Regions from separate parts of the Mus musculus genome. Here region 1 is linked to region 2. A link is a loop called in an ENCODE intact Hi-C map of the cell type or tissue named here. Cell type or tissue: heart. All regions are shown on one strand.

What was found. A loop is a pair of places that touch in the nucleus more often than their neighbours do. Peaks named below come from ENCODE experiments on the same cell type or tissue, not always from the same donor. Only the 100,000 strongest peaks of a DNase experiment are listed, where the experiment ranks them.
Region 1: it touches region 2 in a loop (2.4-fold over the local background); 2 of 42 quality-filtered maps call a loop at or near these places.

Annotation. Positions count from the first base shown.
Region 1 is chr6:127,100,667-127,108,666 of GRCm38, reverse strand. Tigar (Trp53 induced glycolysis regulatory phosphatase) reads left to right here. Exons shown (of 6, transcript NM_177003.5): 2 at 6,781-6,818. Among named protein-coding and RNA genes, the nearest start is that of Tigar, 4.9 kb to the left of the region's middle. In heart, a CTCF peak has its summit at 3,336 (motif pointing right); a DNase peak (open chromatin) is centred at 2,286; H3K4me3 peaks cover 400 bases; H3K27ac peaks cover 102 bases.
Region 2 is chr6:126,844,638-126,852,637 of GRCm38, reverse strand. It overlaps Ndufa9 (NADH:ubiquinone oxidoreductase subunit A9), which reads left to right and starts at 3,494. Exons shown (of 11, transcript NM_025358.3): 1 at 3,494-3,574; 2 at 7,677-7,847. The coding sequence starts at 3,526. In heart, no CTCF peak of the experiment used is centred here; a DNase peak (open chromatin) is centred at 3,497; H3K4me3 peaks cover 2,316 bases; H3K27ac peaks cover 1,731 bases.

The DNA of each region.
Region 1 (8,000 bases), 260 kb before region 2:
GGAGCACATGGAGCAGAGAGGAAGAAATATGCCCGAGAATTAAATAACGTGTTCTTCTGTAAGCAAAGCTCAGATAAAAAGCAGCTGAGTCTCACCTGTGTAGTCAGGGCTTATCAGAACAGCTTCTCGGAGCGGGACTGATTACCGTTTCCGGCTTCATAGGGCTCACAGGAACGCTGACAGCGTTTGAACCTTGTGGCGACCTTCTTCAACGCATGCTTTTTCTGTCCAGCTTCCTCTTTATAGGAAGATGGTCTCCAGCATCATGTGAAGTGGACCTTTAGGATTCAGGGATTTTAGTGGCTAAATTAGAACTCTGGTTCCCTGTGTCTTTCTGTGTCCCTGTGCTTTCTAGAATGTTCCGGGAGATGATACCGCTTTATTGGGAGCACTAAAGGAACATGAACCCCCTTGTCCTCTTTTCAATGTAGACCCTGCTGGGAAACGATCCCTACTTAGATTTTTTTTTTTTTTTTTTTTTTGGTTTTTCGAGACAGGGTTTCTCTGTAGTCTTGGCTGTCCTGGAACTCACTTTATAGTCCAGGCTGGCCTTGAACTCAGAAATCCGCCTGTCTCTGCCTCCCAAGTGCTAGGATTAAAGGCGTGCGCCACCACCGCCCGCCCCCTACTTAGATTCTTAACGGGCAATATCTGTGTGAATATGGAGTATCTGTGATTCACTGGAGAGTAAGGGGAGTCAGACTCCAGGGAACTTAAAGTTGTGGGGCAAGTATTTGAACCAGAGCAAATTAACCCACTATTCTCTGCTTCTTGGTTATCTTAAAGCCTAGTGTTCGAAGGTCACTTGGAAATATCACCTGGTCTAATTTTAGTGGGTAGTAAGAATAGGTTTCTTCAACAGTTGTGGCAGCATACTTAAAACCCCAGCAGTCAGTAGGTAGAAGAGTTGAAGGCCAGCCTGGTCTACATTAGCAGCCAGAGGAACATAGTGGAATCCTGTCTCAAAGTTTTATTCTCTTTTAGACACAGGAAGACTAGTATGTTGAAATAGACAGGGCTGTGGCTAGCTGCTGTCCTGGCATGGTCATCCCAGGTTTCCTCTTTCTGTTGGACTTGTGACAGATAGAAGCCTGGTTGGTTCAAGAACAAACATGCTTTCACATTTGACTGGTAGTCACCATAGGTAAATCTAACAACTCATGGGAAAGTTGGCTAATTACATTGGGCTGTACTATAATGCAAGACAAATTTAAAGCAATTTTTTTTTTTGTGTCTAACCAAATCCTTCATGGAATTTTATGTGTATCCTAATTTGTCATGTTTTAAATATTCTAGTAATCAATTAATTTTATGAGTATAGGTGTTTGCATGTATGTCTGTGTAGCATGTGTGTTCCTGGTGCCCACAGAGGCAAGAAGAGGGGGTCAGATCTCCTAGAATTGGAGCTCTGGACATTTGTTAGCCTGCCACGTGGGTGCTGGGAATTGAACCTGGGTCCTATGGAAGAGCAGTCAGTGCTCAAGTTGCTGAGTCATCTCTCCATTGTTTTTGTTTGTCTTATTTTGAAATGGAGGTGGTCATTTTTGGACCAGAACACCTGGATTCCAAGTTTTTGTTTGTTTGTTTGTTTGCTTGTTTGTTTGTTTGTTTGTTTGTTTGAGACGGGGTTTCTCTGTGTAGCCCTGGCTGTCCTGGAACTCACTCTGTAGACCATGCTGGCCTCTGCCTCCCGCTGGGATTAAAGGCATGCGCCACCACTGCCCGGCTGGATTCCAAGCCTCTTGTCTCTTGTTTGTATTGAACTGTAATTTCTCATGAAAGTTGCAGCATTGTAACCCAACCCAGGGAGGCTGGGTGAGTGTTCGTACCTGACAGCCACAGAGGCCTGGATTCTCTTGAGCTTTTGGGTTTATAGTTAGTCACTTGCAACACCATTTTACTTCCATTTTTTTATTATTATTATTTTTTCCTCTGGGACTAGCCTTTGAATCTGTATTTGCAATTGAAATGGTTGGTAAAAGGTCAGGTGGTATCAGGTGAGGCGGTAATTTACACACTGGAATAAATGTGCTGAAAACCCCAGAAATGTGCTAATTTCCCACAAAGGTCGGCTTCTCGGCTGTGGATAGCTTGAAGCTGTCAATTATTGAGTCGGAATCTTTATAAGGATCTAACAAGGGATTAAGTATGTAAACTTGAGCCAAGGGACTTGCTTTTAAGTAACAGCAAAGGGTAACCTACAGCCTGAGCGAGGCCTGCTTGTGTCTTGTGTGTCCCCCATGGTGTCCCATGCTCACACCTCCCCCCCACACAGGGCCTATAAATGGCAGGTCATGAGACTTCAGCTCTTGGCATAAGTGTCTAGACTTCTGTGGAGCCTGGTGTTCTGTTTTGGAAATGGATCACCCTGCAGAATTTGAAAATGAGCGATGCATCCTCCACTCCAAATACATCGCTCTGACCTTTCCACAGCCGCCTCCTTCTCTGGTTCCCTAGCCAAGGGCTTGTTTAGCCTTGCCCATCCCCTAAACTAGCTTTAAACACCTGCCTCAAGGATTTATGGATACCCTTTAAAGCTGCTAAAAGCTGCAATACTAAATATTTACACAGGTTTTGGGGAAACAGTTCTATTTTGGGTTATGTAATCTTTGAATATTTATAACGTGGCTTGAGTTCAAAACTGCCTGCTAGATGCTAAAAGGTAGCAGGGGTGTGTGTATGTGTGTGTGTGTGTGTGTGTGTGTGTGTGTGTGTGTGTATGTTAGGAGTGTATTAAGCATATATGTAGGTGGGGAGACTTCAGTAATTCACTGAGCCTGAAGCTAATTTGGCAGCCAGCATGTCCCAATGACCCTCCTGCCTCTCTCCCCAGCCACCAGCACCCAGGTTCAGACATATACCTTGCCATTTATGTAACACCTGGATCTCAGCTCAGTTCTTACAGAGCAAGCACTCTTCCCCACTGAACATCTGTCTCCAGCCCCAGCAGGGATCAACCTACAGCTGAAGGAAATTGTTCACTATATCGCATCCACTTTTGTTTTTACCTCTTAATGAACAGAATCACTAGATGTGGGGCAGTGCCTTTGCAAAACTATCCTGTCACTTGGATTCTTTTCAGTGTGTGTTCAAAAGAAAGGCCACTGCCCATATTATGGAGAGATTTCACTCTCAGTGCTATCTGCAAAATGTTGGAGTGACAAAATTAGTAATTTTCTCGTGTGTGTGTGTGTGTGTGTGTGTGTGAGTGATCACTCTCCACCTTTTTTTTTTTTATAAAATGATAAAGATTTACTTATATTTTATGTGCATCGCTGTTTTGCATGAAGGAATGTCTGTGTGTCATGTGCATGCAGTCCCCCAAGAGGCCAGAAGAGGGCAGCAGATTCCCCAGAAATGGAGTTACTGATGGTTGTGAGTCACCAGCCTCTAGCCCCTCCACCTAATTTTTTGAGCCCGGGTCTTTCACTGGTTCTGGAGGTTTCTGATTGTGTTAGGCTGACTGGCTCGAGCTCCCCACACGTTTTTACTTCAGGTATAAAACCCAGGTACTCGTGCTTGTATGGGGAGCAATTTACCTCCCAACTGAGCCATCTCCCTTGCCCCCTGCCCCATCCCTGATGTTAAATGTGCCCAGTGAGGGTGCTGCTTTGCCTCTTGCTGGGAGTTAATTGGGAGGATATTACTTCTACTTAAAGCGATTCCGTTTTATTTCTTTAGATTTTGGAGACAGGTCTTCTGTAGGCCAGGCTGATCTCAGAGGTACTGTGCCACTTGGATGACCTTGAACTCTGGATCCTCCAGCCTCTGATCCTCCTGCCTCCATCTCCCAGTTGCTAGACTTACAGGCTGTGTTACCAAACAGCAGCATTTGGTCGTTGGAGCAGGTCTTGCTGAGTGGCCTGAGGTAGCCTGGAACTTGATTTGTAGCCTAGGCTGGCCTTGAACTCACACAGTTTTTCTTTCTCCCCCTCCCAAGTGCTGAGCCATGAGCCGGCAGGAGGCAGTTTTTATTGGTATCAGGAAGGTTTTAAAGCTGAGATAGGAAGTGAGCCCAGGGCACAATTTCTCTCCCTAGATTAGGAACACCAGCTTGCGCAGCCCAGCCTTCTGCCAGCAGACCTTTCTGTATGTCAGAGGTTAATGCTTTTTTTTTTGGTGCCTGTTTCTTAAGATGCTGCTGTACTATATATAGGAACTCTTTTAATAGTGGGCCATCAGTCGTCTTGCCTTTGCCAAGGCCTAAACGGTTCCAAACACAGTAATTTCATTTATGTAATCATACATTTTAAAAAAATATCTGTATGTTTAGGAACCAAAACAATTCTCCTTGTTCCTATTCCTCTCCCCATATGAGACCATATTTATTTACTTCTTTGTATTTTAGTTGCTTAGTTTATTTTGCCATGTTCAGTATTGAGCCTGAGGCCTTGCATGGTTAGCAAGTGTTCTACCACTATACTTTTCTCGCTTAAACAAGAAAACAACTTTATTTTGTTTTTGAGACAGATACTCCCTGTGTAGCTTTGGCTGGAACTCACTTTGTAGTTCAGGCTGGCCTTGAACTCACAAAGTTCCACTTGGCTGGAACTGCCCCTTGAATGACAAGAACCAGCCTGGCCTTGGAGAGAGAGGGGGGTTCTGAGAGAAGGGGTGTCTGGGAGTGGTGAAAACAAATGACTCGAAGTCCTGGGTCCAAGCTGGTGGCCCGTCACGGCAGAACTTTCCAGCAGGCTTTCTCTCTGTTCTGCTTTCTCCAGGCAGCTCTCTATTTTCTGCTAGAGACAGCTCTCCCAGCAGTTCTCTTGCTATTCTAAAAAAGATTCTGGATAGCTCATCTCTTGCGGATCACAAGCCCAGTGTTTAACTTTACATATCAATCCCGTCATTTATTCTAGGTTCCTTTTTGATTATCCTGTGAATCAGCATCCAGAGATCCCTGCCCCCTGATTCTTTTGGAGGCAAGGAGCACACATTTTCTTTTTAACTTGGCAAAGGAATGCAGAGGTCTGCCTGCTTCTGATAAGCCCAGAGCATTAACTAGCTAGGTGGGACCCTGTCCTGGAATTAGCATTTTTACCACACCTTGGCCTAACCTTGCTCTGTCTTAGGCCAACCCTGAATTTAGCTATCTGCCTGCCTTTGTAAGCATAAACAGAAAAGTACCTTTCTGACAAGTTGGCTCACAGCACAACTGCTTTAGTTCCTTTAGTTTCGTGAAGCCCCTCATTTAATTCATGTTACATCCTTCCTTTTTGAGAAATTACCTATTTTCGAACCCATGTTTTTAGAGTTCTTTCCTACAGCCTTAGGGTTTACCACTATTAGCCACACCTTTGCCTTCTGGACTGGGGTCCTTAACATTAACAGGAAGGACGTTCTTCGAAGGAGGAACATGAAAATTTGTACATTATTATACAAGCAAGCCTTGCCCAAAGCAGCCATGCCTGCTGGCCCTGTCCCAGGGGCAGGAACCATGTCATTCTGTCCCTCCCTAGGCCATGCCGGAAAAGGCATGTGTCACCTTGCCTGGACCTATTAATATAATTCTTCCAGTGTTTCTGTGTACGGGTCCGGATGTTTTTTATACCCCTCCTTTCTAAGGAGTTAGCACTTGAATCTTATTTCACACCTTGCCTTCCAGTCCTTTATTGTGGAGGTTGTTCTCTTACCACACAAGCTTTGTGGTTTGTTTGTTTTTAAATGTATATGAATGTTTTGCCTGATACACTTGAGTGTGTGTGTGTGTGTGTGTGTGTGTGTGTGTGTGTATGTGTATGTATGTATGTGTCACATGTGTGCCTGATGTCTGTCGAGGTCAGAAGAGAGGGTATTAGATCCTCTGGGACTGAGTTGAGAGCCACCATGAGGGTGCTAAGAATGGATCCCTGGTCCTCCCGGAGAGCAACAGTTCCTTTACTCACTAGCCATCTCTCCAGCCCTTCTTGGTGTCTCTTAGCCAGATCTGTGTTTGTTTTTAGGGAATGAACTTTATTAAGAGTCGCTGCGTGTGGAGGCCAGAGATGGGCAGTGCCGCGATTACAGGCAGGCACTTGTCGCCATGCCCAGCTTCCTCCACAGTGCTGAGATCGCAGCTCGCCCTGTGTGGTGATCACTTTACCAACTGACCACCCTCCTAGCCCTGCTTGGTGACTTTTATCCTAGATCTAACCTGCCATCTAGGCTTGCCCATGTGGCTCCCTCTCACCGCTGTCCTCCAGCCTCAGTTTACCCATTTATTTCCTGGAAATCTTTCCAGTCAGTCCTGTTGGTCTTCTGCTAGCTTTAGGATTGGGATTGCTTTGATTTTTTTAATTCCTCAAAGGGTAACCGCACTGAGTTCGGCACACAGTTGGTCTGCAAGGTGGCCATAGCTACCGCACAGTATGACTACCTCCATTCCAGGACCAGGGTCAGTTCTGGGTGCTAAGGGTCTCTTTCCATGTTCACACCTGTCACGTGCTTCTTCAGGGCAGCAGCTCACAGATGGCCACCCTGGTTCCGGGCCTGCTGCCCTGAAGTGATCCTGCTCGGTCAGCACGATTACCGTACCAAGGCTGCCTCATCATAAATAAAGCTGCATTTTTAATAGCTTTTTCCTCCAGCAGTTCATTTAACATTGATTTCCTGACCCATTTACATTTGCTCTAGGGGTGGCTTGATTTGGAATTCAAGAGTTGGGGTGGAAAATTGGAAAGGAAATAATTAGATTTGCAAGGTTAAGATTTGTCATGAATCTCATTGCTCTTCGATTTTTTTTTTCTTTTCTCTTTTCAAAAATAATTTGGTAACTTTTTTTTCTTTTCTTTTTTATTTCAGTGGTGAAACAAGACTTAATAAGGAGAAAATCATTCAAGGTTGGTCTCATCCGATTATTGCCCAGTTCTGCTTCACTGTTAATGACTTGGTGGGGGCGAGGGGAGGCAGGCGGCATTGTAATTGAGTTGAATTGGATTGGGGTTAGGGGGTGAGGCTACCATAGAATTGGACTAAAACGGTAGGTCACTCGAAGGAACAGAAGTCTCTAAAGTGGGCATGACGTGCACGGGTAGCTCCAATAGTGTCTCTACGCAGACCCTCACGGGGGCCAGTCACTGAAAAGTCGCCTTGGGTGGGTTCTTAAGGACCACAGTCACGATTTGACAAGATTAAAGCCAGGTGGCACGTGCCAGTCATCCCAGCAGGCAGATGCCTGAGGCAGGAGGATCTCTGTTTGAGGCCAGTATCTGCACTATACAAAGACTGCAAGGTTAGTTTAGGCTGTAAAGAATGATTTTATATTAGGAAATAAGACATTTACAGGCTCGCATTAGCACTTTCCTAAACAGTTACTCTGATTTCTGTACTAACGATGAGATTCCCTCTGCTGTGGGATGGCCCTTTGGTTGGCTTGTCATTCCCTCTGCTGTGGGGTGGCCCTTTGCTTTGCTTGTCAAAGCCAACTGCTCTGGAACGTGAGTAACCACAACTGCATTCACATCCATCTTTAAGTTGGTTGGTCTCCGGACTTTGTAAGTTGGATGCTCACTGGTCTCCCTCTGCCCCCCTTTTAAAAACAAACAGATTCCCACACAGTCTGTGGGGTGGTGAGATGGCTTAGTGGTTGAGAAAGGGTATTGCTTTTACAGAGAACCCCAGTTTGGTCCCCAGTACCCAGACTGGTGACCCACAACCACTTTTAACTCCGGTTCCAGATCTGATCTCCAGGGGGTCTCTGACCCCCCTCTTCTGGCCTCTACAGAACTTACAGTCAAATGCACATACCCTGACACAGACATCCATAACTTACAGAAATAGTAAAACATAAGTCTCCAAGCACGGTCCCTAGCTGGCAGCAGTCTGTCCCTTCCTTCTGATATTGGTTGGTATATGTAGGTGGGAAAGCACTCTCAGTCAGTGCAGGCACACGTCTGCACTGATGGTTTTCTCCCGGAACTTGCTCTGTTTCTGCTTTCATCAGCTTGTTGAGCTGAGCATGTAGCTCGGGAAGAAAGCTCTCGGGCTGGCTGATGCTGGACCCCGGGCTGGCTGATGCTGGC
Region 2 (8,000 bases):
TCGTTGTTGCTGCTGGCTTTGTCACTGGCACAAGCCACCATGCCTGGCCCAAAAACAGTCTAACCAAGGAACAAAGTTCCAACAAAGGTGAAAAACAACACACCACACCCACTCCAAACCAAAAAACCCCAAACCAAACACAAAATCAAAACCAACAAAAACCCGAACAGATTCAAAAGCAACTGGATATTGGTATCCTTCAATAAAGCCATTTGCCAACTACCAACTTTTATTATGGATCGTTCTCATCTTAGAAAAAAAAGTAGGCTTGTTGGCTTCTGCCAGAGCCTTTGCAGCTCAGACACACTGCATCTGTGTACTTCCCTGATGTTTGAAGAGGCAGGCACACTGGCTGGCTGACAGCTTTTTGCAGGTGACCAAGGTTCTTTATATCATTTAGTCACCTGAGCCTATTAATAATCATTTGAGGCAAGCAGCAGGCATCTGTTTCCCAGTTAGGTGTTGAACTGGATAAAATACTCCAGGTATTAAAATCAGTGCTCTTTCAACTATGACACCTTGAGACCAAAAGTGCTTGACCCAGAGTTGGTAAGTGATATACTTACTTCCTAGGTTATGAGGCATGTGCAAAATGGGAATGGGATATGTCAATTTATCAGAACTTGGAGAGTACCATAATATTTATATCAATCTCAGAATCAGGGGCTAGCAAATTCTGAGCTCTAGTCAAGAAAGAAGGAGGCCAAGAAATGCAAGGCAATTGGGCATTACTGAGCTTCAGAGTAAAAGGGCTTCTTTTCTAGTTCAATTGGATAAATGGCAATTCTCATCAATACTGGGTCAGCTGGGCCCAGAGGTGAAGACCTGAAATCACAGTGTCTCAACTACTCAGGAGAACTGAAGTTCAAGGTCAGCCTCAACATTTTAGGGAAACACTGTCTCAAAGTAAAAAGGGGTCGGGCAGTGGTGGTGCCTTTAATCCCAGTACTTGGGAGGCAGAGGCAGGTGGATTTCTGAGTTCAAGGCCAGCCTGATCTACAGAGTTCCAGGATCGCCAGGGCTACACAGAGAAACCCTATCTCAAAAAAACAAAAACAAAACAAAAAACAAAAAACAAAAAAAAAAAAAAACAAAACAAAAAAGGGAACTACAGCAGGGGGTATACGGGCCTTCCTATCCTAGTCACAAGCAGTTCCTACTCATTACTAGATAGCTGCCTTTCTCAGCAATGTACTCTCCTCCTGGAGATGAACAATGAACACTTCTACCACTAAGCATGTGAAAAATTACCAAGTTGAGAATGACTCCGCCAAACTAGGCAGTTTATTGATAAATCTAAGGTATGTTTCATAGGGTTAGTCCCCTCAAAGGGGACAAGAGGTAGTTTATAATGGAGTCAAATATGGATAGCCAAATCAAGGTTACCCCAAATTCCATTGTCCAACAGTGAAAAGTTCTTGTAGTAACAGAACAAAGAGAATTACAAGTAAACACTTTTCAAATCCATGTGTAGAAACATCAGGTGGGCAAGGTGGGATCTTCTAATAAATCAGGAGACACCTGAGATGTATGGACCTTAAAGGCTATCTGATGATAGTCTCAGCTTCTGGGTTAGTAGCAGCTAATGATCCCCTTAAAGACCCCAAAGGGTTTCAGCCCAAAGAGGACAGGGGTACCACAGGAAGACCAACAAAGTCAACTACCCTGAACCCTTGGGGGCTCCCAGAGACTGAACCACCAACCAAAGAGCAAGCATGTGCCAGAATATATGTAGCAGATGTGCAGCTTGGTCTTCATATGGTTTCCCCAACTAGAGACTTGTCCTTGAATCTGCTGCCTGCCTGCCTGCCTGCCTGCCTGCTTGCCTGCCTGCCTGCCTGTGGATCCCATGCCCCTAACTGGGCTGCCTTGGCCTTGTCTGGCCTCGGCGAGGTGAGAAAGGATGTGCCTGCAGTGACTAGATGTGTGGGGGTGGGGGTGATACTCAGAGGGGAACACCCCCTTCTCAAAGGAGAAGGGGAGAATGGGGGTAGGATCTTCGTGAGGGGGAACTGGGAGGAGAAAGGGGAGGGGACTGACATTGGGATGTAAAGTGAATAAATATATTAAAATGTTTTCAGGTGATGGTCACAAAGACGATAGGGCACACACAAAGGTGGATAATAAATGGCTATTTAGAGGGCTAAGGATAGCCCAGGGTAATCTTGGATCTGCAACACTCCTTTCTCTATTATTATTATTACAGTTTTAATCAATTAATCAGCCTTTCTAGAAAGTTCAGAACTTGCAGCTTCTTTCTGGGAACTTCAGTTTGCAAGCCCATGTCTTTTACTCAGGTATAGCTAGAGGATGACTGGAATCAAGTTTTTTAATTTTTTAAAATTTGAGACAAGGTCACCTAGGCTGGCCTGGATCTCCCTATCCTCCTGTCCCTGCCTTCCAAGAGCTGGGATTATAGGCAGGGACCACCAGAGCCTGAAAAAAGATTTTTAAATGCAAGTGGTTCTATTTTCTCAGAACATCCCGAGGCTCCAGGTAAATCTTTGCAGAACAACACAGATTTTCAAAGAGGCCCAGTTTTTAAAAAAGCTGCTCTGGGTAAAGCCAGCAGTTTTTCCATAAGAAAAATATGTTGAATGTCAAGCATAGCATGCGATTTTATATCACATTTCAGGTGATTCACGTTTCAAAACCATTTATAAATCTCTGGATCAGCCCAGGGTGGTGACTCCTACCTGAAGCAGAGAGCTGTACCACAAGTTCGAAGCCAACTAGGACTTCAAAGGGAGACCCTGTCTCAAAAATTCCAAAAATAGAACTTCTCGTTTCATAATTCAGTTAGTGATGAGTGTGCTTCAATAAACAAAATTCACGACCGAACAAACACATAAACCCCAGCCAATCAAATTCACGACACAGAGACTGATCACCGCGTTGGAAAAGGTGATCAGAAGTCCCTGGTGAGGTCATCTATGAGTGGAATTGAATTGGTGCAGACATCTAAGTATGCATTCTATGAAAGGGGACAGTGAACACTAACGCCCTGCAAAAGGATGTTCCTGGCGGCGTTGGCGTGCGAGGGGCTTAGGGTGGGGGCGCCTCTGCATTTCTATTTAACTCCCCCACTTGTACACTGTACGCAGACCCTATTACACCTTTTTCCTCCGTGCAACTCCTTGAGTGCAGGGGCACCCTTCCTTCTTACCCCTGCAGAGCTGTCTGACTCTTTTTGGTAATTAGCCCATAGAAAAAGGGTCTTTGAAAGCTGGCCATTTTGCATGCCCTTGAGTCAGTCCTTGGTTAACTCTGAAATGCAGATTCCCCGGAAATATCAGGTGGTCTTCACAACCCATTCCAAAACCGGGACTGTATTTTCCCCTGCCTTCTCCTCCTCTTTTTCTTTTTCTCTCCTCTGCTTTTACTCCCAGGCTCTCTTATCAACCATCAACCTGCCACTTCCGTTCCCAGTTGGCGTTTGCGCAGAGAGGTCCTTGAGATACCATTTGACCCCGCGTTGTTGCCGTAGTTGGCGGAAGCACCGGCCGTGAGGCATTGTGGGAGAAGATGGCGGCCGCCGTCCGCTTTCGGGTTGTTAGAGCGCTTCCAATGTCACGTAAGTGTCACCGGGGACCGGGTCTTGGGGTTGCATTCGGCGACGGGAACATGACCTTTCTTCCTCATACTCTTGGCTCATGTGTGAAACTGCACTCGGCAAGGGGACGGAGAGCTGGAGGAGCTGGGAGGGACGAGGAGAACCCGGACACTGACAGGTTCGAGATAGTGCGTGGATTGTGGGGAAGGTTGCGGTCCAAGAGAGTACTTATCCAGGGGAAAGGGGGCTTGGACGGCAGGACATCGATTGACTTCATGGTGGTGATCGCACTGGAAATCAGAATCCGCGCCACAGATGTCAGGTTGTGGCGGTAGGGACTGCAGCAGCGAGAGATGGTTGTGGAGAGTCGGGAGCTGGGTGGAAAGAAAAGTGAAGGACCGCTTAGAATTTGTCAGCGTTGTTTATTTACTCTTCTGTCGTGATTGAATGTGTTCACAGCCCTCAAATCGAAACCATGCATTTGCACCTGCAGATCAAGGGAGGCAAAGCATTCAGTCGTTACAGTTCACGGCCCTTCCACTCTCCACGCCACAAACATGCCCGCTTCACTTACAGTTTTCCATAGTGTGTTTTTAAAAAACTCGTTACAGAATGTCAAGTCATTCTCAAAATCGCTTCATGTCAGACCACGTAGAAGAGCTTTTGTTCTTAGGGTAGTGGGAGCAGGAAATTCCAACAGACGCTAAGCTGGGGTCAGATGTCCTTATGCCATTGCTAAAGCCATCACCACTTCTTTGCCATGTCCATTGCTTCTTTCTTCATGTCCCCAACTGAGCCCACACTACTGAAAGTAGACAAAACATGGCCATTCCCAAGAAGTTTTTTATTAGGCCCTCTGCCACACTACAGGGAAAAACAGCACAGAAGAGGGTCTCCCGGGAGACTCGCTAGATAGGCAGAGAAGGGATATTTGGAGCAATCACAGCCTATCCTCTTTAGTACCAGTCACAGTTGGCCCTCTGTGCATGTTCTCTAACCTCAGAAATGAGTACAGGGTCATCTAGAATTGGGTTGTAACAGCATAAAAATCTGGGACAAACTGTTTGAGGTGACCTGGCCGAGGAGGGGCTTTCAGGAGTCAGGGCTGCTTGGTTCATGTAGTTTCCCCAAGGCATCCATGTGATTGATATTCAGGGTTTCTGGTGCTGCCATTAGGGCTGATTGATAGTCTTCTGCTCAGATAATCAGAATAGCAAGAGATAGTCCAACAGCTGCTAATTAGGGAGTCAGCTGTTCCTGTACCCCAGTCTTTTTTATTTACTGTAAATGAACATCAAAGGAGCTTTAGAGTAGGATTTTATAAGACAGAAAGACATGGTAGCTCACACCTGTAACCTCAGTGCTTAAGACACAGAGGCAGGAGGATCATTGTGGGTTCAAAGGCAGTTAGGGCTACATAGGGAGTTCTGGAGTAACCCGATTACATAACGACACTCTCTTAACAGTTTTAGATGAGGCCAGGGCTGCCCCAGGGTGCCCTGCTTCTTAGTGCATCATTTGCATTCTCACCAGCCCCTCCCTAAAGATCCATTTTCGGTGTTTTTTTGTTTGTTGTTTTTTGACATCAAAACTGTACTCCTTCTGTTTATCTTCTTCTTTTCTGTATGGATATTTCTTTAGGGTAAGAGAGTATATATGTGTATGGCACAACCATATCCACTGGAAATGGCAAGACTCATGATGCCAGCATTGTTGTTTGACACAGTTCCAGCAAAGCTGAGCAGATTGCTACAATCACTGTCCTTCAATCTCTAGCTTTTTGGGTTTTGATCTCTGCATAGTGCATCCTTGGGGACTTTCTCCATCATGTTTCATTTTCCTGAGATTCGTTTTATGTCATTTCCTGAGCCTTTTTAGGAAAATCCCAAAAAGACTGGCCACCATTTAGAAGTCTTCTTTATGCCCTGGGGATCATTAAGCACAGATAAGCACATAGCTAGATGAGGCCATTACTCCAGGAACCTGCTTGGGGGGTGTCTGCCCCTGAGATAACTCAAACTGTAATTGATGCAGGGCAAACAGAGACAGTTGATAAACTGACGGGCCAGGTGAATAGTTTACAGACTCAAGCTCTCTTCTTCTTATATTCTTAGAGTTCTCTGAAAATGTAGTTTAAAGATAGGGGCTTGTACAGGGTACAGCCCTGGAGGAGTAAAACTAAGTAAATAAGATAGACTAAAATAAACTTTTCCTACTTTATAGCATAGATGATAAAACATATACTAATAGACGTTAGGTATTAGTATTTTCTATTCACAAAAAGATCGTTTCAGGTATTTTCTGTTTGTCTGGCATATTTTAAAACTACGAACATTGCTAGCCTAAAAGCAGGCTGTCATATAATAAACATGTTTGCTTCTCTCTCTTTCTCTCTCCCTCTCCCTCCCTCTCTCTCCCTCCCTCCCTCCCTCCCTCCCTCCCTTCCTTCCTTCCTTCCTTCCTTCCTTCCTTCCTTCCTTCCTTCCTTCCATATGAGTACACTGTAGCTGCCTTCAGACACACCAGAAGAGGGCATTGGATTCCTTTACAGGTGGTTGTGAGCCACCATGTGGTTACTGGGAATTGAACTCAGGACCTCTGGAAGAGCAGTCACTGCTCTTAACCACTGAGTCATCTAGCCAGCCCTGGTGGGGACATTCTTTAGATTTGTTAAGTCAGAGTTATGGGGCTGATAACAATAAAAGATGTTCTGTTTGTATTTTCTTTTTCTTTTCTTTTTTTAAAATTAGATATTTTGTGCATTTACATTTCAAATGTTATCCCCTTCCCCATTTCCCCTTCGGAACCCTCCTATCCCATCCCAGTATTTTCTAATTGTAACTAAACTGTAACCCTGGACATGTAATGAAAAGTCAAACATATTCTGTACCACTTAGATAATCACTAGTCCGCCTTTGTTCTGTGAGACTTGTATAAATAAAGAAGCACCCGGTTGGTAGTCAGTCAGAGCAGCAGGAACGGCTTGATTGCAAGTCAGTCAGTCAGTCAGTCAGTCAGTCAGCCAGCCAGCTTTGAGCCCGCACCCGAGTGCGTGCGCGCGTGCGCGCACACACACACACACCCCTTGCCCATCCTTCTTTCTTCTGCAGGCAGCCCTGCCAGCCATGACCCCCTATGCTGGGGAAGGCCCCTGGCATGTGTACATATTTGTGTTTGGGCACATGTGAATATGTGTGCACATGAAGGTCAGGGGTCAATATCTGCTTTCTTCCTTAATCACTCTCCACCCTATCTGTCTGTCTGTGTATCTATCTATTACTTATCGATTTGAGACAGAATCTCTCACTGAACTTGGAAGTCACTGAGTTGGCTATGTTGTCTTGGCAGCAAGCTTTAGGAATCCACTTCTCTCAGCCTCTCTATAGGAGATAGTGAGTTACTGGGGTTATAAAGGCATGGCAGCCATTGTGCTTGGGTGGCTTTTCCTTTTCTTTTTCCTTCCTCCCCTTTTCTTTTCTTTTCTTTTCTTTTCTTTTCTTTTCTTTTCTTTTCTTTTCTTTTCTTTTCTGTTGTCTTTCCTCTTTTCTCTTTTCTTTTTCTTCCTTTTCTTTTCTCTTTTCTTTTTTTTTCCTTTTTTTTCCTCTTTTTATGCAAGTGTCAGGAATTCACACTCAGTCTTCCTGCTTTCATAGCAGGCCCCCTACCAGCCAAGCCAGCTCCCAGCATTTTTTTCTTCCTGTTTTCCTCTTGAGATGCCAATAGTCTTCTGCCCCAACCACATCATTACCTCAACTCACTTGCCATCAAACTTCAGTCATGTCCAGATTTTCTTGCTGTTACTCAACTCCAGTCTTACTCATTCTTACTTCTATTTAGTTGTGCATGTTCTGTGTGTCTTGTGGGATTCTACTCTTGGTTGTTCCTCTTTAAAACCTTTCTCAAAATACTTTACCCAGACACTTTACTCAGAAATTCTTTCTTGTGATAATGTGGCTTGATAGGACATGGGATTTGCTTTCTAACTTTATATAATTACTCTGGATTTTATGCTATAGTAATTTATGTTTAATATTGTCGGGACTTAAATCCCTAAGGTACAAGTTCCTAGGAACCTTTTATGCTAACATGTGCCATGTTTGCTGCCTCTGGTGTTTCCCTGAAGGTCCTGCCATTACTGCAGCAGCCACTTCTGTGTTCTGTGGCTCATCCCATCGCCAGCTTCACCATGCTGTCATACCTCACGGGAAAGGAGGCCGCTCATCTGTCAGTGGAGTTGTGGCCACTGTGTTTGGGGCTACAGGATTCCTGGGTCGATACGTTGTTAACCACCTTGGTAAGTCAAGTGCTTTTAGTTCAGTGTGCTTCATGCCTTGGACTAGGATTGTCTGACTTGAGACTGCAAGCCATGTGCTTTTGTTTTAAGGATATTACAAGTTACTTCTATCTTAGATTTATATAAATTTTATCTGCCTTGGCATTGTGAGGA